Regions from separate parts of the Homo sapiens genome. Here regions 2 and 3 are each linked to region 1. The links are chromatin loops, found by intact Hi-C in ENCODE. Cell type or tissue: B cell. All regions are shown on one strand. Region 1 holds the start of LINC03146 (long intergenic non-protein coding RNA 3146). Region 2 has its middle 77 kb from the start of MIR4522. Region 3 has its middle 97 kb from the start of MIR4522.

What was found. A loop is a pair of places that touch in the nucleus more often than their neighbours do. Peaks named below come from ENCODE experiments on the same cell type or tissue, not always from the same donor. Only the 100,000 strongest peaks of a DNase experiment are listed, where the experiment ranks them.
Region 2: it touches region 1 in a loop (11-fold over the local background); 3 of 110 quality-filtered maps call a loop at or near these places.
Region 3: it touches region 1 in a loop (11-fold over the local background); 7 of 110 quality-filtered maps call a loop at or near these places.

What each region holds. Positions count from the first base shown.
Region 1 is chr17:27,329,514-27,337,513 of GRCh38, reverse strand. It overlaps LINC03146 (long intergenic non-protein coding RNA 3146), which reads right to left and starts at 5,019. Exons shown (of 3, transcript XR_007065677.1): 1 at 4,087-5,019; 2 at 3,137-3,254. RefSeq lists an enhancer at 4,419-4,968. In B cell, CTCF peaks have their summits at 4,285 (motif pointing right) and 4,484 (motif pointing right); DNase peaks (open chromatin) are centred at 4,713 and 4,853; H3K4me3 peaks cover 1,083 bases; H3K27ac peaks cover 1,566 bases.
Region 2 is chr17:27,213,359-27,221,358 of GRCh38, reverse strand. No RefSeq gene overlaps it. Among named protein-coding and RNA genes, the nearest start is that of MIR4522, 77 kb to the left of the region's middle. RefSeq lists enhancers at 2,191-2,240, 3,329-3,678. In B cell, no CTCF peak of the experiment used is centred here; DNase peaks (open chromatin) are centred at 2,038, 3,568 and 4,318; H3K4me3 peaks cover 1,265 bases; H3K27ac peaks cover 4,228 bases.
Region 3 is chr17:27,193,489-27,201,488 of GRCh38, reverse strand. No RefSeq gene overlaps it. Among named protein-coding and RNA genes, the nearest start is that of MIR4522, 97 kb to the left of the region's middle. In B cell, CTCF peaks have their summits at 3,522 and 3,777 (motif pointing left); a DNase peak (open chromatin) is centred at 3,738.

The DNA of each region.
Region 1 (8,000 bases):
GCAAAGACCGCCCAATCAACCAGACACTGCCAAAAAAAAAAAAAAAAAAAATCATTGTCTGTTTAAAGCCCCTAAATTATGGGACTATCTGCTGCACAGCCACAGAGAACTGACACATGAAGTTCACGTTCAACAGTAAAGTGGAACATGGACAATCCTGAAGGTGAGCTGTGGAAACATTCTCAGCATCCTGAGTCCTGTTTATCTCGAGGTTGCACCTATTTCTTGGATTTATTTCTGACTATAAAAGGAAAATTGAAAAATACCCAAAAAAAGTTTAAAGAAGAAATTGATATTGCTCACAGTCCCACACTCCAAAATAAGTATATTTTACCTTTTGGTGACTCTCCTTTCAGGTCTTCTTTCTTTCTTTCTTTCTTTTTTTTAGGCAGGGTCTCGTTCTGTCACCCAGTCTAGAGCACAGTGGCATAATCATAGTTCACTGAGCGTCAACCTCCTGGGCTCAAGTGATCCTCCTGCCTCAGCGTCCCCAGTAGCTGGTACTACAGGCATGCACCACTATGCCCAGCTATTTTTTGTATTTTTAGTAGAGACGGGGTTTTGCGATGTTGGACTGGCTGGTCTTGAACTCCTGACCTCAAGTGATCCTCCTGCCTCAGCCTCCCAAAGTGCTGGGATGACTCGTGAGCCACCGTGCCCAGCCGACATAACATTTTTTATTTAATGAATCTTCTGCTGTTGAACATTTAAGTTGGCTTGTTTGAAACAGAACGTAATATTGCAGTCCATATACTTGTAAAAAGTATTTCAGCATATGGCAGATGATTTTCTTAGAAAAGTGTCCCAAGGTGGACTTACCGCATGTCCTGATTAATCTCTGTGTCCCCAGATACTCTTTGCAGCCTCCCCTACCTTTCTCTGTGCCCCCGGAGACTGAGCCAGCCCTAAGCATTGAATCACTTAACTTCCCCTGGTACTTTGAATAAGGTTCAGCCATCAGGAGGCAACAGCAAGGGGGACAGGTGACAGGAGGGGAGGGGGTATGTATTTGTCCTGCTCCCTCCCTGCTTTGCTGTGGTTCTGGCAGTGACTGCAGCCCTAGGGCTGTAACTTGGGTGTGGCCGACCCTCCGAACTGTCTGGGGTGCTAATGGAGTCCTGCTGTTGCACAAGCTTCAACTTCCCCTCTTGGTTCCCTTAACCTGGCCCATGTCTCTGAAAATAATAACTTCACTACAACATCTCTTCAAAATCCCAGCTGGGTAGGGAGATTAGAGGGTCTTTCTAGAACACCTGCTAATATGAACAAGTTCTCCTTCGCTGGCCATTTTTTTCAAAGTGTTCTTGGTTGTCCCCACTTGTCTATGACCTTTAGATTCACTATGCAAAATTCCCCAAAAATATATTGGAATTTTTATTATTAATACAATTGCACAAAACTGGCCATGGGCAGTTGCTCACACCTATAATCCCAGCATTTTGGGAGACTGAGGTGGGAGGATCGCTTGAGCACAAGAGTTTGAGACCAGGCCGGGCACAATAGCTCATGCCTGTAATCCTAGCACTTTGGGAGGCTGAGGTGGGCAGATTGCCTGAGCTCAGGAGTTTGAGACCAGCCTGGACAACATGGGAAAATCCCGTCTCTACTAAAAAACAAAAAATTTGTTGGGCATGGTGGTGCACATCTGTAATCCCAGCTACTCAGGAGGCTGAGGCGTGAGAATTGCTTGAACTAGGGATGTGGAGGTTGCAATGAGCCAAGATCGCACCACTGCACTCCAGCCTGGGGGACAGAGTGAGACTCTTTCCAAAAAAAAAAAAAAAAAAGAATTTGAGACTAACCTGGGCAACACAGCAAGACACCATCTCTACAAAAAAAATTAAAAATACAAAAATTAGCTGGGCGTGGTGGCATGCACCTGTAGTCCTAGCTACTTGGGAGGCTGAGGTGGGAGGATCACAGGAGCTCAGGAGTTTGAGGTTACAGTGAGCCATGAGCACACCACTGCACTTCAGCCTGGGCAACACAGCAAGAGGCTGTCTCTAATTTTTTTAAAAATAAGAAAAAATGTGTTAAAAAAAAGAATCACACAAAACTTATATATTAATTTGGCCAGAACTGGCATCTTTCCATTCACGAGTATCACATGCCTTTCCATGTATGTAAACTTTATTTAAAACCTCTTAGTTAAGTTTTTGTTGTTTATAGGACATGCACATTTTGTGTCAAGCTTATATCTAGGTATTTTATAAATGACCATGAAAAAATTCACTCTCAAGCATTAAAGAAATGCAAATTATGAGAGAACAATGAGATCCTATTTTTCCTTTCAAACTAGGACATAGTTTTACAAATAATACTCAACCTCAGAACGGTGTAGTGAAAAGGGCATTCTCATATGCTTCTGGGAGGATATGCATTAGTCTATTTATGTCCATTCTGGAGGAAGGTTTGACATTTTGTATAATAAGAATTGAAAATGTTGGCCAGACATGTATACATATGTAACTAACCTGCACATTGTGCACATGTACCCTAAAACTTAAAGTATAATAATAATAAAATAAAAAAAAGAAAATTAAAAAAAAGAAAAGAAAAGAAAATGTTGGCCAGGTGTGGTGGCTCATGCCTGTAATCCCAGCACTTTAGGAAGCTGAGGCAAGACGACTGCTTGAGCCCAGGAGTTCAAAGCCAGCCTGGGCAACAAAGCCAGACCCTGTCTCTATTAAAAATAAATAATAATAAATTTTTAAAAAGAATTTAAAATGTTTATGTCCTTTTAAATGAAATCTTTCCTATCCAGTTTTCCTGTGCAGCTGCTTCATTCAAGCCTGCTTTTAGTTGGAGCCTAAAACAATGTGAATAAATGTCCTAAATCCATAATTAGCGGCCTAATATGATTTTTTTAAGAAGTCCATATCCTTTGGCTTAATGTATAAGGTCAGGGTCCTGGCCAGAAATAGGCCCGAGCATTTAGTTTATAATCAAAGTGATATTTCAAACCAGTGAGGAAATATTCTACTAAAAGAGAAAGGCTGGGCTGGGCATGGTGACCCACGTCTGTAATCCCAGCACTTTGGGAGGGCGAGGCGGGTGGATCATTTGATGTCAGGAATTCAAGACCAACCTGGTCAACATGGCGAAAACCCATCTCTACTAAAAATGCAAAACTTACCCGGGCATGGTGGCACGCGCCTGTAATCCCAGCTACTGGGAAGGCTGAGCCAGGAGACTCGCTTGAACCTGAGAAGCCGAGGTTGCAGTGAGCAGAGATTGTGCCACTGCACTCCAGCCTGGGAGACAAAAGCAAGACTGTCTCAAAACAAACAAACAAACAAACAAGAGAGAAAGCCTGAATAATGACATATGAAAAGTTGACTATTCAGAAAAAAATAAGTTTAGATCTTTATCTTCCAGTTTATATCAAAATTAGTCCCAGGTGGGTTTAAAAGCCAAATGAAGGAGTAAGAGGAAATGGAGGAAGGGAAGGGGGGAAGAGGAGCAGAAAAGAAAAAATATAGATCTGAAATGTCTGTGTGATACTCAGATGGGAGCAGTTTTACAATTAAAAAAAAACAAAAGGGAGAAAGAATAAAGGAAAACATCAAGGCCGGGAGTAGTGGCTCAAGCCTGTAATCCCAGCACTTTGGGAGGCCCAAGGCAGGCAGGTTGCTTGAGCCCAGGAGTTCAAGACCAGCCTGGGCAACATAGCGAGACCTCCTCTCTACAAAAGATACAAAAATTAGCCGGGCGTAGTGGTGTGCACCTGTGGTTCCAGCTACTAGGGAGGCTAAGGTGGGAGGATGGCTTGAGCCGGGAGGCGGAGACTGCAGGGAGCCAAGATCACGCCACTGTACTCCAGCCTGGGTGACAGAGTGAGGCGCTGACTCAAAAATAAAAAACTAAAGAAAGAAAAAGAAAAACATCAAAAGGTCATCCCACATCAAAATGTCGTGTGGTGTATCAAATATCACCAAAAACAAAATCAGAAGGTAAAATTCTAAGCTTAGAAAAATATTTGCAACACATTCGACAGAACTGACATTTTTAAAGTGCTTCTGTACGTCAACAAGAGAAAAAATAGAAAATAGAAAAGCAGACCAAGGATATGAATAGGCAACTCACAAAAGGAGAAAGTCAGATGTTCACAACTATTTTTAAAATGCAGCAGACACGTGGTCTTGGAGACGCAACAAGCAGGGCCGCGGACCAGGCGTTAGGTAGGAAAGGCATTCACCCCTTCTCCAGCTGCGGGGCGGGGCCCCGGGTCCCTCTCTGGAGGGGCCTCCAGGGAGCGGAGCTCTGGGATGCCGTTTCCCCGGGGCGTCTGGGAGGGGCTGGAGAAACAAGCATTTCCTAGGGCTGAGCCCACTTGCCCTCTAGGGGGTGACGATTTCTCTCCCAGTCTTCCCCCCGACTTGGCTGGACTCCGAGGGGAGGGCGCTGGCGCTTCCAATGGCACAGCAGCTCGTGGGGAGCTCGGGCGCTGCCTCTCGGGCGGCTTCCCCAGCCCTCCTGACTCGCGGCCACCGGAGGGCGGTGCTGTCCAGGAGACGCCGGAGCTGGGCGCTCACAAAGGCCCCTTTCTCCTCCACCGAAGATGAGTCATAGCCCAGGCGGGGTCGGAAGGGCAGCCGCTCCAAGGCGACTGCAGAGCCGCGACTGCAGAGCCACGCCTCCGAGTCACCCTGGACGCCTGCGCCGGCCGCGTCTGCTTCTCCTTGGCTTGGCAGGCCACAGGGAAAACTGGGTCAGGCCGGTGGCCTAGTTCGCTGGTTCACAGCGTGAACGCCGGCAGTAGGTGACTAGGAAGGGCATCTCCACTTACTGTCTGGCTCATTCACGTGACAAATATCTGAAGAGCCCCGTGACTGACAGCCAGTTGCTAGTGCACTCCCAAGGCCCGGGTCACCTGAGTTTAGAATGTGTCATCTCAATACCCTGGGGGCTGGGCCTGCCTGGGCAGGTCGCCAAATCACTGGTCTTGTCACATCTCAGGTTCAGTTGCCCACATTGCAAAACATCCCCTGGCCCCCTGGCATTGGATTCCCTTGTGATCTAACCCTGCCCCACCCCTCTGACTGGCTCCCACCAGGTGGCCTTCACTTTGGTCCCCACCCCTGCCTGGCAATCCCCCTCCCCACATCCTGCTCCTGTGAGCCCAGGCCTGTCCTATGGCGGCCTGCAGTGACCTTCCACACCCACCCGAGCCCATTCAGTCTCCTCTCTGCTTCTGACTCTGCCCTAGGATGTCTGAGGATGTCATTTGTTTTTCCCTCCAAAATTCTTTTTGCTAATAAGAAGGACACTTTTGACACCCGGTCCAAAGGTGTAAGCTCCTGGGCCTCAGTGGAGCCAGAAGCAGCCTGTATAGGCCTGGTCTGCTCAGCTGGACAGGAGGAGATCTGGTAGGGATGGACCACTCCAGAGGAGAGGAGGTCAGCCATGGGCCTGAGCAGCATGAAGACCTCATGTGCCAGGAGGGAGGTCAGCAAGGGTGTGAGACCAAGGAGGGCACTGAGTCCAGAGTGCAGTAGCCCTTCCTCTTCTTTCTTTTCTTTTCTCTCTTTTTTTTTTTTCAGATGGAGTCTCACTCTGTAGCTTAGGCTGGAGTGCAGTGGCACAATCTTGGCTCACTGCAGCCTCCACCTCCCAGGTTCAAGCGATCCTCCTGCCTCAGCCTCCTAAGTAGGTGGAACTACAGATGCACACCACCAAGCCTTGCTAATTTTTGTATTTTTAGTAGAGATGGGGTTTCACCATGTTGACCAGGCTGGTCTCGAACTCCCAGCCTCAAGTGATCTGCCCTCTTTAGCCTCCCAAAGTGAACCACCAGGCCTGGCTCCTCTCCTTTTTTCTTTCCTTCCTCTTCTTTCCCTGCCCTCCCTTGTGGTTGCAGCCAAGGAGCTGGGCTGCAGCTGGCCCTCCCTCATGCTGAGTTTTGCTAACATAGTGCCTTCTTGTTCTCTCCCCCTCCCACCTTCCTGCCACCCCATGTGCCATTTCCCAGTGACTCTGGAGCTTCTGAGATGCCTCTGCCTGCATTATGGGTGGGCACACTGAGGCTCAGAAGAGCCAATGACTTGCCAGGAAGCACAGCCATTGGCAGGAGTGGGCAGAGTGGCAGAGGGATCAACTCTGTCTCACCCCAACTTGTGAGGACATGCCCAGAACACATGGGAAAGCAGGTGCACTGTGCTTTGCTGGGATGACAGCGTTCATAGACTTGAAGGCATCAATTTGACTTCAGCATTTAAAAAAATTTGTAATGTTTGCTGCAGAATATCCAAACAATAGAGATGTGTATAAAATAGAACCCAAACAAAAGTCCAATTCTCCCCCAACTCACTTCTCACTGTTGTAAACCAAAAATAATGGACCCCTCCTCTTGGCCAAAGGCATTCCAGGGTTACCTGAAAATCTAGTCAGGCCACGATGGAAGAGGGGGTGGGAGATGCCTCATTATACCCTCCAGCATTCACACCAACGGGGACCTTAGGTCTGATAAGAAACAATACAGTCTATTCTCCCTAAATCCTGCTACTTGGAGGCTTCGTCTGTGTGACAAAACCTAGGTCTTCACAACCTCTTATCATAACCCAGACATTCCTTTCTACCGATAATAACTCTTTCAATCAATTGCCAATCAGAAAGTTTTAAAATCTGACCTCTGGAAGCTGCACCCTACTTTGAATTGTCCTGCCCTTCCAGATCAAACCAATGTAAACCTTGCCTGTATTGATTGATGTATTGTCTTCCTAAAATGTATGAAAGCGGCCAAGTGCAGTGGCTCACGCCTGTAATCCCAACACTTTGGGAGGCCGAGGCAGGTGGATCACCTGAGGTCAGAAGTTTGAGAACAGCCTGACCAACATGGAGAAGCCTCGTCTCTACTAAAAATACAAAATTAACCCGGGCGTGGTGGCGCATGCCTGTAGTCCCAGCTACTTGGGAGGCTGAGGCAGGAGAATAGCTTGAACCCAGGAGGCGGAGGTTTTGGTGAGCTGAGATCACATCATTGCACTCCAGCCTGGATGACAAGAGCGAAACTCTGTCTCAAAAAAAAAAAAAAAAAAGGAAAGAAAAGAAAAAAAATAAAAAGGAAAGCAAGCTGTACCCCGACCACATTGGGCACATGTCATCAGGACCTCCTGAGGCTGTGTTATGGGCATGTCCTTAACCTTGGCAAAATAAGCTTTCTAAACTAACTGAGACCTGTTTCATATATTTTGGGTTCACACTATTAAGAGTTTGGTATACGGCTGGGCTCAGTTGCTCACACCTGTAATCCCAGCACTTTGAGAGGCTGAGGCGGGCCGATCACCTGAGGTCGGGAGTTCGAGACCAGTCTGACCAACATAGAGAAACCCTGTCTCTACTAAAAATACAAAATTAGTGGGGCGTGGTGGTGCATGCCTGTAATCCCAGGTACTTGGGAGGCAGAGACAGCAGAATTGCTTGAACCCGGGAGGCAGAGGTTGCAGTGAGCCAAGATCACGCCATTGCACTCCAGCCTGGGCAACAAGAGCAAAACTCTGCCTCAAAAAAAAAAAAAAAAGAGTTTGGTATAAATCCATCCTTCTAAGCTTTGCAACACATTTTATATATATGTAAATATAGATATATGTGTATATAGATACACATTTGTATATATGTATATATACATATATACAATTATAATCACTGAACTACCATTCTGGAACTTCTGTGTTCTCTTCCTACAGCTTCGTGTCTTTCTTTGTAAAGGCTCCTAACATCCTGCCACATGGTGAACCTGTCCCTCCCTACGGCTGGACAGTTAGGGAGATTTGCTTTATGGTACATGTCTGGGTGCGTGCTGTGGGAACCTCCATGGAGAATAACTTTACATGTGGATCTGTGAGCGCAGAGACATGCATGCATCTTCTGGGCTTTTTAAAAGTTTGTGATGACAAGAGGCTGACAGGTGCACAGCAGGCTGCATGGAATTGCCACTCTGAGGAGTGCACTGTCAGCCTCAAGTCACCCCTCCCTCGACACCTGCTCACCCGCCCCCTCAC
Region 2 (8,000 bases), 120 kb after region 1:
GAAAGTCTACATGATATGAACTTTTTGGATCTCCTTGAGGTTTTCTCTGTTGTCTAGTTCAGGTCAATTTTATTATTATTAATTTTTGAGACAGAGTTTTGCTTGTTGCCCAAGTGGGACTGCAATGGCACCATCTCAGCTCACTACAACCTCCGCCTCCCAGGTTCAAGCGATTCTTCTGCCTCAACCTCCCAAGTAGCTGGGATTACAGGCATGCACCACCATGCCCAACTAATTTTGTATTTTTAGTAGAGGCGGCATTTCACCATGTTGGTCAGGCTGGTCTCGAACTCCTGACCTCAGTTGATCCACCCACCTCAGCCTCCCAAAGTGCTGGGATTACAGGCGTGAGCAACTGCACCCAGGTCAATTTTTGTGAATGTTTCACATGTACTTAAAAAAATGTAGTTCTTATGAGTGATCAATTCTATTTATGCTTATTAGATCAGGCTTATTCAAATGTTCTTCATCTTTGCTTAACTTTTTGCCTATGTGAAATATAGTTTTTGAAAGAGGTGTTTCAATATCTAGAAATATTAATTTATTTTTTCACCCCATACTTCTGCCAGTTATTAGTTTTTCTTGTCTGGACCTATGTTGTGTAGTGCATGTACACTCCTGAGGTCAGGAGTTCGAGACCAGCCTGGCCAACATAGTGAAACTCCATCTCTACTAAAACTACAAAAATTAGCCGGACATGGTGACACATGCCTTATATTCCCTGCTACTCGGGAGGCTGAGGCAGGAGAATCGCTTGAACTCAGGAGGTGGAGATTGCAGTGAGCTGAGATCATGCCACTGCACTTCAGCCTGGGCAATAAAGTGACACTCTGTTTCCAAAAAAAAAAAAAAAAAAAAGAGAGCCTACATTTGTACAACCCTGCCTCACTTATCTCATGCTAATCCCAGCCCCATAAAACTTTTCCTGCAAAAACACGCAGCTGGCCTATGGGCTGTAGTTAGCCAATTGGACTTTTTGAAATATTGCATTACAATATTATTACTCTTGATTACTGAGTTTTCTGGAGTCCTTTTAACCCATATCACCCTGGCCCTGACCTTGCCTAGGTTCTGTGTGTGACTCAAAGAAACAATATCCATAAAACATTTTGGGGATAAAAGGAAGAGATGATATAAGGCAATATTGGGGAATACTGTTAATGTTTAGGTGATAATGACATTGTGACTGTGCAGATGTCCTTACTTTTTTGGAGATGATGTCAGCAAAAAATATAGATCATATATATAAATGAAACAAATGGGCCAGGCGCAGTGGCTCACGCCTGTAACCCCAGCACTTTGGGAGGCTGAGGTGGGTGGATCATTTGAGGCCAGGGGTTTGAGACCAGCTTAGCCAACATGGAGAAACCCTGTCTCTATTAAAAAATTACAAAAATTAGCAGGGTTGTGGTGGTGCATGCCCATGATCTCAGCTATTCGGGAGGCTCGAGGCACAAGAATCACTTGAACCTGGGATGCAGAGGTTGTAGTGAGCCAAGAAACAAGAAGCAAAATTTTAATAATAATTGAATTTTGTTCCTGGGTATATATAGGTGTTCATTGTACTATTCTTCGTAAGTTTCCATGTGTTTAAAATTTTTCATGTTAAAACACTTTTAGAAACACTTATACAAGCCAAACTTTATATAATAGACTTCAGACCATCTAGAAGAGGCTAATTTGTTACTACATAGCTGGACGGTAAGGATGGAGGTACCTCATTTGCCCTAAAACTAGCCCTAACCCGATCCTACTCCTTCCAATGCCTGCTGCCTCAGACGTAGCCTGTCCTTGCTCCAGGCCCAGGAGGAGCTAGGGGTAAGGGCACAATCAAGTTTCAATTTAGCTACTCAGAATCCAAATTAATAAATATCATTTCAGGCACTTCTGCTTTGTCTGCCTTTTTCCTGATACTTTCTCAGAGATGCCCAATGTAAAACAAGCCAGCCTCACATCAGACCTAGAGGAAAGGAAAATGTGATCTTTTTTATCACACAGAGCAGAGACTGTCGCAAATGGGCCTCAGGTGACGCAGTAGCTGTTGCTGCCCGTTTTACTTGCTGCAGCTCCTGGGGCCTCATCTCAGACCTACTGAATCTGAAACTCTGGGGTGCGGCCTAGCAATCTGTGTTTTAACAAGTCCTCTGGGCGATTCTGATGCACACTAAAGTCTGAAAACCACAGATGCAAAGAGACACAGAAATGTGTATGAATAGGCTTGTTTCATTTGGTCCTTCCATTTTATCAGTATGTAGCCTGTGTTTCATTATACCTGTGGTGGATATGCTAAAAAGCATTCTACAATGACACTCTCATGTGCATAATTCTGAGAGAGAGCTTCCATTAGAGTGTGCTCAAGAACCTGCAGGAAAGCGTTTCAGAAAAGTGCCAGTGTCACTTTAAGGAGCCACTCTGAGGGGAGATAAACCCAAGGATCATGGGCTGTTGCCAAATCTGTGGTGTCTTCTAACCTTGTGTGTCTTTTTGAGCTTGGTCATGTTTTGCAGAGAGCCATGGAGACCTGTAGTGTAGGTGTCTTATAGACATTTTCAAGTTTTTATGAGGCTTAATAAAAACTTGAAAATGCCTGCAACTATTTTATAGTTGTTTTAATTTATAAAAGCTTCCCAGCTGATGTTACATGCAGCCTGGACACTGCTCTAGTGTCCCTGACAAGTGAATATCTTTGATAAAAGTGTAAAGGAATTAGTAGAGTACCTTTGATAAAGTGCAAAGGACTCTTTGCTTCTTTCTGTTTCACACACATACATAGACACACACACACACACATATTTGATATGTATACATATAGAAGAAACAGAAAGAAACAAAGAGAGCTCAGTGAGGACATTGGGAGCAGGCTTTTGGATGGGATGGTGTGCTTCATCCAATGGAGCCCCCAGTTGGGCCCTGCTTCTACTTCCAGCTCCAAGCACTCCACACAGGGAGGCCTGAAGCAGCCACTGGCTCCCCTCCACCTCCTAGACCAAAGCAGCCTCCATCTGGCCTCAAAACATGGAGCTGTTGCTGCCCCCAGCCACAGCTGGCCCAGTTGCACTCATGCCACCCATTTGGCCTTCACATGATTGAGGCAGAAGATAAACACAGATGGGGCAGGTGAGCAGCAGGAAGTGTGCTGAATTTCCATCGAGGCAGGAAGTGCCCGTGCTGCACTATTTGAAGACAGTTTATCTAAAAACAATAAAAAAAATTCTTCTCCACTGGATCTGGATCCCCCTCTGGTGGAGATGGTTCTCCCCAACTGGGAGCCTGGGCGTTTTCATGAGTGGGCCACTTTCTTCAGGTGCAGGAGGCTGCAGGCTCCTCAAAGGGCGCATCTCCAAGGTGGGTCAGAAAATGCCACCTTCTAAAATAAAAATGAAAATGAATCACGTGCTTAAACTATGCTAAATGATGACTTGTAATCATGCTTCTGGGGTTTCTCTAGTATCAGCAAGGGGACTAAAATGTGACATAAATTGCAATTCAGGGATTGTGGTAGGCCTGAGTTAATGCACACCTGTTGTGGTGGACATTTGTCAATGTTTGTGGCAGCCTAGCATCTATGCCTTCCCTCTATCTGGGGGAAATTCCCACTGCGTCAGTCACAGCAAGCTACGCCTCCCTCTAGGGAAGTAGGAAGGTCTAGAGACTAACCTCTTCCCCAACACGCTTTTAGTTAGCACAAAGGCAAATGAAGGGCTGGCCAATCAGATGCTGTCACCCTAGACTTTATATTTGGAATAAATGTGTGGTGTGAGGCAAAGATGAATGGAAAGTTAGAATCCATGTGCACTGGAAGGATTTGGCCAAGGCATCCTGGTAGGATTGTTCCTGCTCAAAGATGATTATCTTGTATTCTGCTTCTTGGGCCTCTGTATCTTTTTTTTTTTTTTTTTTTTTTGCCCATATAGTTACCTTTCTGTGTGTACATGTGTGCATGTGCGTGAAGGCAAATTTAAAATATACAGTACATTTTTATTAGTCATAGTCACTATACTGTACACCCTGTCCCTATCTTCATTTTTATAATCTGTTTGTTGCTTCTTATAAATTCAAAGTGGCCTTGTAATCTCTTTTCTGTTTACAATAATCAGAGTTGTTTTCTGCTGCTTGCAACCAATAATTGACTATATACACATGTTTGGAAGGCATAGTATAATGCTGATTTTCAGGTGCTATAGGGATACCAAGATGAATACAGTCTGGAATGCACTATACACAGTGCATGAGAATACAGGCTCCATAGTGAGACAGGCTTGAGTTCAAGTCTTGTCTCTGCCACTCACTAGCTGGGTGACCTTTCACCTGTTCCTTTATCATGACTGAGTTTCATTTCCTCATCTGTAAAAGAGAACTACTAAATTTAAAAATTAACTGTGAGGGGCTGGGTGCGGTGACTCATGCCTGTAATCCCAGCACTTTGGGAAGCTGAGGTGGGCAGATTGCTGGAGTCCAGGAATTTGAGACCAGCCAGGGCAACATGGCAAAACCCCATCTCTACAAAAAATTAGCCAGATGTGGTGGTGTGCACCTGTAGTCCTAGCTACCTGGAAGTCCGAGGTGGGAGGATCACCTGAGCCTGGGAGTTCCAGGAGGCAGTGAGCTGAGATCACACCACTGCACTCCAGCCTGGGTGACAGAGTGAGACCCTGTCTCAAAAAACAAAAAAAATTAGCTGGGTATGATGGCTCAGGCCTACAGTCCTGCTTGGGTGGGGTGTGGGTTGAGGCCGGATGATCACTTGAGCCCAGGAGTTTGAGGCTGCAATGTGCTGTGATTGTGGCAATGCCCTCCAGCCTAGGTGACAGAATGAGACTGTCTCTAAAAACAAACCAAAAAGCAAAAATAAATTAAAAATAAACAGGGACACTACTCACATGATTGTTATAAGGATTAATGAGATGACAGTTGTAAAGGGCTCAGCACAGTGCCTGGTTTGGATAAGTACATGAAAAGTGTTGGCTCTGATGATGATGATAATGATTTTCTTTTTCTCTTTGATGATGATTCTTAACTGCAAGGAATTTATGATCTTGTAGGTCTGGCTCACATTCACTAGTTCTTCTCAAACTTCTATGGTAGAAATCCAGGGACAAGTGATGCTGTAACAAAAGGCAATCACTACATGGGGTCTAGAAATGGAGAGCCAAAGCATAAGACCATTTGTCAGTCATTCAACCAGTGAGACCCACAGATATGTATTCAGATATTTACTGAGCTCTTATTATATGCCACGGCCTTACTAAGCATGATTTTAATGGATCTAATGGTGGGAGAAAAAAGCTATGTCTAGAAGAAACATGCACTCTTTAAGAAAGCAAGGTTAATTTTCCAGCCTAAGAGAAGTGAATTCCTCTCAAAACCATCCTCTTTCTTTAGTCATCAAATGTGCTCTGAATGCTCACTAACTTACTTTCCCAGGGACCTCACAGTCAGGAAGTAGATATCCCCTAAGTGTAGTTATCAGGAATCATGTTCCAGGTGCTGGGCTTCCATGAAAAATTAAGTTTCTAAACTTGTGAAGATAAAGACCAGATTTAACACTGACAGTTGACCTCACTAAGAGGCAGAAAGCCTGTGAGGCCCATCCTGTGCAGATACACCCGTACAGTCAAATACGTTTTGAGCACATCTTGTAGCCAGGCATCGGGCTAGGCCCAGGGAATATCACAGCGAATCGGATAAGATGGCCCCTGCAGTCTTGGTGCTTATTCTATGTTGAGGAAGAGAGATGCTCACCAAAGAATTACATAGTCATGCAATGACAAACTGTCATAAGTACCCCATAGGAGATGTTTAGGGATTTATGAGATCATGTAATAGGGAACACTGATCTAGTCTAGGGAGCTAGGGAGGGTTTTGATGAGTAGGAGCACGCCTGAGCTTTGACCTTAATGATAAGTAGTGTTGACTATGTGGAGAGGGGAAGAAGGAACAGGTAAGCCAGAGAAAACAACATCGATAAAGGCCTTCTGGTGAGAGAGAGCAAGGCCTGGGCACCCACCTAAGGTGTTGTGGGAAACATACAATATTACCTGTAAGACACAATAAATATTAGTGGATAGAACAATAAGCTATAAAAATCAACATTTATGTAGCCATTATTATATTCTAAGAAATTTAAAAATGTATTAGGTTAATTAACACTAGCTACTATAGCAAAGAACCCCCCAAATCTCTGTGGCTTAATGCAACAAGGATTCATTTCTCCCTCACCTCACAGTGAATATGAGTTGGGCAGCTCTCTTGGGCAATCTCCTCCTAGCTGTGACTCAGGGATCCAGGCTCTTTCTATCTTGTAGCTCCATAACTCCCCAGAGCCTTCTTGAAGTTCTCTCCTAGATCTTTTCTATCTGATTGCCCAACTAGTAAAGAAAGAGTGTGGAACATAGTGTGGGACATTTTGGGAACAGGTTTGTAAGTGGCGTATATCACATCCACCTCTGTCAAATGGCCAGAACCTTGTCAACCTGGTCCCAACCTGATTGCCATAGAGGCCAGGAAATGTAGCTGTCTTGTGCATGGCATGACACCGAATGTATTCTCTTAACCATACCCAATATTTGCCAAGAAATCTGTTTCAAAAATCGGATGTAAGTGCTTATGTAAGGTACTATTCTGGATGAAACACAAACCAAACAGAATCAGATAGAAATGGTCACCAGATTTAGGAGCTTACCCCGACAGGGCCAACTCTGGCCAGGAAACTCACAAATTTAGAGCACATTCTGTTGAAGAAGACCATTAAACCCAGGCAGTGATTGCCAACTCCCTGGGACTGGAGAGGGGGCCAAGGGAGAGGTTTCACATTTCTCAGGGTGCTTGTGTAGTCTGGATAGGCATAGTCTAAGGTGACTGTAGGAGATCGGTCAGGGTGGTGGGAAAAATTGTAGAAAGATGCAAACCTTCTTGGAAGGCCAGGGGTTTGCATGGTTTCAGAAGGGGGTTTAGCTGAAGGCACCTGAATTCTCTTAAGAGCGTGGGTTAGATAACAAGGGGATGTAAAGAAACTGATCTGGATAAGTTAGTTTACTTATCCCTCAGAAACTGGCCTTTAATCATCCGCACACAGGACTGCTCTCTCTGGGGAAGGCGACCATGTTTATTATCCCCAAGTGTGTTGACTCAAAGCCTCTGTCATTAAATCTGTTCTAAATAAAGGCCTGCAGTGCCAGCTGGTCAGGGCTGTGGCTTCTGACTCTTTACAGCACCCTCCTCGGGGTCTGTGCATGGCCTGGTCCACTAGCCCACTCTTTCACTGGATAACTGTGTTTGAGTGTGTTCTTTCATCCATCGTTTGGCCAGAATCTGTGGGTTGGGTCCAGCAGGTGACCATAGTTTTAATATGTTTTTAGTCATGATGTCCCATTTATTTTGAAGTTTTGAATAAAATTGGGGTGGGTCATGGAAGGAAATACTTATATTGTTCAAAGGGGATTCAAAGAAGGTTGAGAAATTACAGACCAGGACAGGGTAGGGAATTACTTACCAAGTGCTGAATTTATGTGTGTGGAGATAAAATAAAGGAATCATAAAGATGTGATTTCTTCCCTTTCTCCTTCCCCCAGCCTGACCACATTTCACATTTTCTAAACTTGATGGGAATTTCCTCTTCAATCTCTGGCCTTGGAGAGAGAAAATTAGGGAAAGAGAGGACCAGGAATGAAAAGTTGGAGGGAAATAGAGGAGACTCTTAAATAAAAGAAAGTTGCTTAGAACATAGGGGAAGAGAAGATGTCATCAAAAGCCAAACTCCAGAGTTATGTTTAGGTGTTAGAAAGTGTTACTGGAAGGTTGGAAACCCAAATAAATACCAAAAAGATTCCAAAACTGAGTTTCAAAGAAGGGAGAGGTAGCCTGGTTTTTTGAGGTGTCTTCTGAGTGTGACCTGACTCTGGATAGGGCTTGAAGATTTGGAGTGGTGAGAGTAAATAGTAAATAACAAAAAGTAGGTAAGGCTTAGTGAGGTGTCCCACTCATGCAATTTGCCATGTGAA
Region 3 (8,000 bases), 140 kb after region 1:
AACTATCCTAAATATATATGCACCCAATACAGGAGCACCCAGATTCATAAAGCAAGACATGCTTGCAGTGATCTGGTCTAGGTTTTTGCTACATGAACACTAGCATTTTCCACAGATGTCACCTCCAACTGTCAAGATGATTTTACCTTTTTTTTTTGTAGAAGCCAGAACAATCCTTGCCAGATGACTTAAGCATCAAAGAGATAAATTTACATGTGGTATTATAGAAGGAAAATAACCTTCTTGGGAAGTGCTACTTCTCCCCTAACCCACGAGGATGAATATATACTAATGAGGACCCTTCTCACCTATGAGGCACAGTGCTAAGCACCCTGCACAAACTATCTGATTTCTTACAGCACTGCCACATGGTAGATAGCATTATTCTCATTTTGCAGTGAAAAAAGCCTGAAGGTTAGAGAAGTTAAATAACTCACGTGAGGTGCCCAACATCATCTGGCAGGTCTGGATTCAAATCCAAACCTGTAACATCAAAACCCATGGCCTTAAACAATAAAAGGGGAAAAAGCAAGGAATGAGGGGGAAATGTGTCCAAGTGGACATCTGGACATCCTCCTTCCCTTGTGTGGCTCTAGCTGCCTGGACTTAAGTCAGGCCAAGCCCACATACCCCAAGGTATGGGGCCCAATGTGACCATGTTGATTTTTCAGGCCTTAGGACAGGTAACTCAATGACAATAGTTGATATTTATGGAGTGTTTCCCTGGTGCCAAGCACTGGTAGGATCTTCACATGCATTATCTCACTTAAACCTCAAAGTTCAAAGGTGTGAGGTAAGTACTATAATGACCCCATTTTAGAAGAGCACAGGCTCAGAGAGGTTAATTTTCTTGCCCAGGGCCACACTGCTAGGAAATGGTAGAGCTGGGCTTCAAACCCAGGTCTGATCTGAGTCCAGGCCATATATTTAACCCATTCTCCTATACTGCCAATTCCAAAATACTGTATTTAAAAAATAGAATAATCTGGTTCTTAAATACATCCTTTAAAAACCTACCATGTCTTTGAGCTAAAACTAAAAAAAAAATAGAAAAATTAGTCTTTTAAAAAATATTTCCGAATTATGAACATTTGCTGTTTGGGGGGCTATGTAACACCTAGATCTCCTTCCTATTTCATGGGAATTCCACTTTTGGAAGGTCTTAATGGGAGGTCCTCTGCCTGTGGGAGCTGGAAAAGGCCAGATGTTTCCTGTCCCTATCTCCTGGCTTACCAGTGGGCCCCTCCAGCTGGGAATAATGGTTATGGGGAGCGTGATGATGCCAAGACACAGGAGCCGTTAGAGAGCATCCACAGCAGCGTCTGTGGCTGTGGGTGATGTTCCTGTGTCACATCTTTGACTGGGCTTCCTGCTGACTCACCTCCATGGGTTCCTGCCTGTTTCTTGGGGCTGGTGGCCAAGCCTCCCCACCCATTCTGTGACCCACCAACATTCTTCCAATATACTCACTCTTTTTCTGTTCAGGTAAACTGCAGGTGGCTTCTGATGTGCGCAACCAAGAAACAGACATGTACAAAAATATTCATGCTTTTGAAATTATATAATTGGGGCCAAAGATAAACATATGTGTTAGACTCTTGCAGATGATTTAAAAATGTATTATTTTCTGAAATCCAAGCTAAGGACATAGCTGTAGCTTTGTACTTGGGTAACAACCACCTAGTACATTGGGGCTATAGGCAGAGAATTCCAGTTTCTCAGCCAGACCTCCAGGGCTTTGCCCAGAATAGCCCCATCCATGACTGTCTCTTCTAATAAACCTGTACTCCAGCCAACCTGGCCTCCTGGCTGCTCCTTAGCCATATTTTGCCTTTTCTCACCCAAATATTCACCTGCCCTTCTGAGGTCAGCTTCTTCTAACACAAGTATAAACAGAAAGCTTGGTTTTATGTATACCTTGAGTCGTCCACTTAGAACACATCCTGTATGTAATCCCAGCACTTTGGGAGGCTGAGGCAGTGGATCACTTGAGGCTAGGAGTTTGAGACCAGCCTGGCCAACATGGTGAAACCCCATCTCTACTAAAAATACAAAAATTAGCCAGGCATGGTGGCACGTGCATGTGATCCCAGATACTTGGGAGGCTGAGGCATGAGAATTGCTTGATCACAGGTGGTGGAGATTGCAGTGAGCCAAGATCATGCCACTGCACTGCAGCCTGGGCAAAAGAGCAAGACTCCATCTCAAAAAAAAAAAAAAAGAAGCAGTTCCTATAGTCACACATTTGTTTCTCATTGTTCCTATCTCTGCTGAGGGCCATGGCTTCTGCACAGTGGTCTGCTAACTCCAACTCTAGGCCTGAGTTCATCCACTTGGTAGAAAGAGTCTAGTTGCCTCTTCATAGGCCTCACTGGGAAGTGGGAGAAGGAGCTGGTCTCTTTCCCCTTCACCACACCACCCCAGGTTGTACAGATGGAACAACTCACTTTACTGGGCATGTTGGAACCATTGGAAAGGGAACCGAAATTCAGTAGAGGAAAGGTGAAAGTTCTTGATGAATCTGATTCTCCCAGTGTTACAAGGGAAAGTAGCACAAGATTAGGCCTTCACTGGGTTGGGGTAGAGGATTCTCCTAAGGTCTGGCCCTGAACGCCCCGCTTTCTCTGTAATGCCCCACTTTCTCTATCTTCTACTATAAGACTTTTGGGAAAACCTCTTTGAGTCACTGGAAATCACTGGGAAGACTCTGTTCCAGCTCTCTCCTCTCTCCAGACATGTCCTCACTCAAATGGGGGAACTCAGCAGGAGTATCAGCCCTGCTATGACAAGCAAGTCCTGAAGACCCATCAGAGGTAGCAGGAGCTGGGGAGAGGCTCAGACTCACCAGGATCTGAGGCTGAGGATGGATATGGGCCATCTGGGTCAGATTATCTTTGTGCTATTCCCTTTAGCAAACATGGCTGTGTTTGCACACACATCCTAAGGCATTTTCACAAATATCTAGTTTCTAGATTTTATTGCGGGATATTTGGTTTTTCACTATAGGCATCAATGGGCTATGAAACGTCCCATTGTAGATTCTATAAAAAAGTCTTACTGTGGGGACCAGCCCCACAGGGTCGGTAGGTCTCTCCCTGTGTGCAGCGATGAGAGAGTGTAGAAATAAAGACACAAGACAAAGAGACAAGAGAAAAGGCAGCTGGGCCCGGGGGACCACTACCACCAATGTGCGGAGACCAGTAGTGGCCCCGAATGTCTGGCTGCACTGTTATTTATTGGATACAAGGCAGAAGGGGCAGGGTAAAGAATGTGAGTCACCTCCAATGATAGGTAAGGTCACGTGGGTCACGTGTCCACTGGACAGGGGGCCCTTCCCTGCCTGGCAGCTGAGGCAGAGAGGGAGAGGAGACAAAAGGAAAGACAGCTTACGCCATTATTTTGCATATCAGGGACTATTAGTATTTTCACTAATTTACTACTGCTATCTGGAAGGCAGAGCCAGGTGTACAGGATGGAACATGAAGGCAGACTAGGAGTGTGACCACTGAAGCACAGCATCACAGGGAGATGGTTAGGCCTCCGGATAACTGCGGGCGAGCCTGACTGATGTCAGGCCCTCCACAAGAGGTGGAGGAGCAGAGTCTTCTCTAAACTCCCCTGGGGAAAGGGAGACCCCCCCCCCCCCACCCTTTCCCGGTCTGCTAAGTAGCGGGTGTTGTTCCTTGATGCCTTTTGCTACCGCTGGACCATGATCCGCCTGGTAATGGGCGTCTTCCCAGATGCTGGTGTCACCGCTAGACCAAGGAGCCCTCTGGTGGCCTTGTCCGGGCATAACAGAAGGCTCGCACTCTTGTCTTCTGGTCACACCTCACTATGTCCCCTCAGCTCCTATCTCTGTATGGCCTGGTTTTTCCTAGGCTATGTTATAGAGTGAGGATTATCATAATATTGGAATAAAAAGTAATTACTACAAACCAATGATTAATGATATTCATATATAATCATATCTAAGATCTATATCTGGTATAACTATTCTTGTTTTATATTTTATTATGCTGGAACAGCTTGTGTCCTCTGTCTCTTGCCTCGGTGCCTGGGTGGCTTGCTGCCCACATTACCAACCTGCTGAATCAAAACAACGGTTTGACTCTGTGAAATGAATGAACACATGGCAAAGCATTTTCACTGATAGCTTGTTTCTAGTTTTTATCTTGGGATATAGGTTTTTTCACTATAGGCCTCAATGGGCTCCAAAAAGTCCCTTTGTAGATTCTAAAAATAGAGTGCTTCCAACCTGCCTTTCGTAGATTTTACTAAAAGAGTGTTTTCAACCTTCTTAATTAAAATAAAGGTTTAAATCTGTGAGATGAATCCACACTTAGCAAAGCATTTTCACAGATAGATTGTTTCTAGTTTTTATCACGGGATATGTGGTTATTCACTATAGGCCTAAATAGGCTCTGAAGTGTCCCTTCTTAGATTCTACAAGAAGAGCGTTTCCTATCTGCTGAATCAAAACAAAGGTTTAACTCTGTGAGATGAATCCACACATCACAAAGTATGTGCACAGATAGTTGTTTCTAGTTTTTATAGTGGGATGTTGGGTTTTTTACTGTAGGCCTCAATGGGCTCTAAAATGTCCCCTCATAGATTCTACAAAAAGAGTGTTTCCAACCTACTGAACCAAATAAAGGTTTAACCCTGTAAAATAAATCCAAACATTGCAAAGCATTTTCATGGATAGCTTGTTTCTAGTTTTAATCACAGGATATTTGGTCTTTCACTATAGGCCTCAATGGTCTCCAAAATATCCCTTTGTAGATTTTACAAAAAGGATGTTTCCAGCCTGCTGAATCAATACCAAGGTTTAACTCTGTGAGATGAATCCTCACATCAGAAAGCATTTTCACCAATAGCTAGTTTCTACTTTTTATCGTGAGATATTCAGTTTTTCAGTATAGACCTCAATGGCTTAGAAATATTGCTTCATAGATTCTATGAAAGAGTGTTTTTTAACCTGCTGAATCAAAACAAAGGTTTAACTCTGTAAAATGAATAAACACATCACAAAGCATTTTCACTGATAGCTTGTTTCTAGTTTTTATTGTGGGATATTCGGTTTTCCACTGTAGGCCTCAATGGGCTCTAAAATGTCTCTTTGAAGATTCTACCAAAAGAGTATTTCCAACAAGCTGAAACCAAACAAAGGTTTAATTCTGAGATGAATCCAAACATCACAAAACATTTTCACATATAACTTGTTTCTAGTTTTTATCATGGGATATTTGGTTTTCCACCATAGGCCTCAATGGGCTCCGAAATGTCCCTTCGCAGATTCTACAAAAGAGTGTTTCCAATCTGCTGAATTAAAACAAAGATTTAACTCTGTCAAATGAATCCTCACATCACCAGGCAGTTCACGGATAGCTTCTTTCTAGTTTTAATTGTGGGATACTCAGTTTTTCACTATAGGCCTCAATGGGCTCCAAAATGTATCTTCGTAGATTTCATAAAAAGAGTGTTTCCAACCTCCCCTTTGTAGATTTTACAAAAAAAGTGTTTCCATCCTGCTGAATCAAAACCAAGGTTTAACTCTGTGAGTTGAATCCACACATCACCAAGCATTTTCACAGATAGCTTGTTTCCAGTTTTTATAGCAGGATATTTTGTTTTACAAATATAGGCCTCAATGAGCTCTGAAATGTCCCTCCATAGATTGTGCCACAAGAATGTTTCCAACCTGCTCGATCAAAACAGAGGTTTAAGTCTGTGAGATTCATCCATTGCAAAGCATTTTCCCAGATAGCTTGTTTCTAGTTTTTATCGTGGGATATTTCATTATTCACTATAGACTTCAATATGCTCTGAAATATCCCCTCATAGTTTCTACAAAAGTGTGTTTTCAACCTGCTGAATCAAAACAAAGATTTAACTCTGTGACTCGAAATGACCCATCCTAAAGCATTTTCACAGATAGCTTGTTTCTAGTTTTTATCGCAAGATAATCAGTTTTTTTTTTTTACTACAGGCCTTAATGGGCTCTGAAATGTCCCTTCGTAGATTCTACAAAAAAAGTGATTTTGGCCTGCTGAATCAAAACAAAGGTTTAACTCTGTGAGATGAATTCACACATCACCAAGCATTTTCACAGATAGATTTTTCTAGTTTTTATTGCGGAATATTCTTCTTTTACTATAGTTCTCAATGGGCTTTGAAATTTCCCTTAATGGGCTCCTTAACGTCCCTTAGAATAAGACTGTCTCCAACTTGCTGAATCAAAACAAAGGTTTAACTCTGGGAGATGAATCCACACATTGCAAAGCATTTTCACAGATAGCTTGTTTATAGTTTTTATTGCAGGATATTCAGTGTTTCACTATACTTGTCTATGGCATTTGAAATGTCCCTTTGTATATCCTACAAAAAAAGTGTTTCTAGCCTTCTGAAACAAAACAAAGGTTTAAGTCTGTGAGATCAATACACACATCACAAAGCACTTTCACATATAGATTGTTTTTTGTTTTCATTACAAAGTATTCATTTTTTCACTATAGTCCTCAATAAGCTCCAAAATGTCCCTCCATAGCTTCTACGAAAAAAGTGTTTCCAACCTGTTGAATCAAAACAAAGGTTTAATTCTGTGAGGTGAATCCACACATTGCAAATTATGTTCACAGATAGATTGTTTTTAGTTTTTATTGTGAAATGCTTGGTTTTTCACTGTAAGCCACAATGGGCTTTGAAATGTCTTTTTTGTAGATTCTACAAAACGAGTGTTCCCAACCTTCTGAATGAAAATAAATATTTAAATCTGTGAGATGAATTCACATATTGCAAAGCATTTTCACTAATAGTTGCTAGTTTCTGTTGTGGGATATTTGGTTTATCAATATACCTGCACATGGGCTGAAAATGTCCCTTTGTTGATTCTTCAAAAAGAGTGTTTCCAATCTGCTGAATCAAAACAAAGGTTTAACTCTGAGAGGTGATCCACACATTGCAAAGCATTTTCACAGATAGCTTAATTCTAGTTTTTATCAGGGAATATTCAGCTATTCACCATAGGTCTCGATGGGCTCTGAAATGTCTCTTTGTAGATTCTACAAAGAAAGTGCTTCTGGCTTGTTGAGTCAAAACAAAGGTTTGACTCTGTGGGATGAATCCACATATCACAGAGCATTTTCACAAATACCTTGCTTCTAGTTTTTATCAGGGGATATTCGGTTTTCACTATAGGTGTCAAATGGCTCCAAAATATCCCTTCCTAGATTCTACAAAAAAGGTGTTTCCAACCTGCTGAATTAAAATGAAGGTTTAACTCTATGAGATGAATTCACACATTGCAAAGCATTTTCACTGATAGCTTGTTTCTAGTTTTTATCATGAGGTATCTCTTTTCACTATAGGCCTCAATGGGCTTTGAAATGACCCTTCATAGATTCTACAAAAGATAGTTTCCAACCTGCTGAATGGGAACAAAGGTTTAACTCTGTGAGATGAATCCACACATCACAGAGCATTTTAACAGATAGTTTGTTTCTAGTTTTCATTGCGAGATATTCGGTTTTGCACTGTTGGCCTCAATAAGCTCCGAAATATCCCTTTGTAGATTCTACAAAGAGAGTGTTTCTAACCTGCTGAATCAAAGCAATGGTTTAACTCTTTGAGATGAATCCACACATTGCAAAGCATTTTCAGAGATAAATTTTTATTGTTTTTATCATGAAATATTTGCTTTTTTACTATAGGATTCCATAAGTGTGAAATGTCCCTTCGTATAGTCTACAAAAAAGTGTTCCAAACCTGCTGAATAAATACAAAGATTTAAATTTATGAGATAAATCCACACATCACAAAGCATTTTCACCGATAGCTTTTGCCTAGTTTTTGTCATGGGATAATTGGTTTTTCAGTATAGGCCACAGTTTGCTCTGAAATGTATCCCAATAGATTGTAGAAAGAGAGCGTTTCCAACCCACTGAATCACAAGAAAGGTTAAACTCTGTGAGACAAAATCACACATCACAAAGCATTTTTAG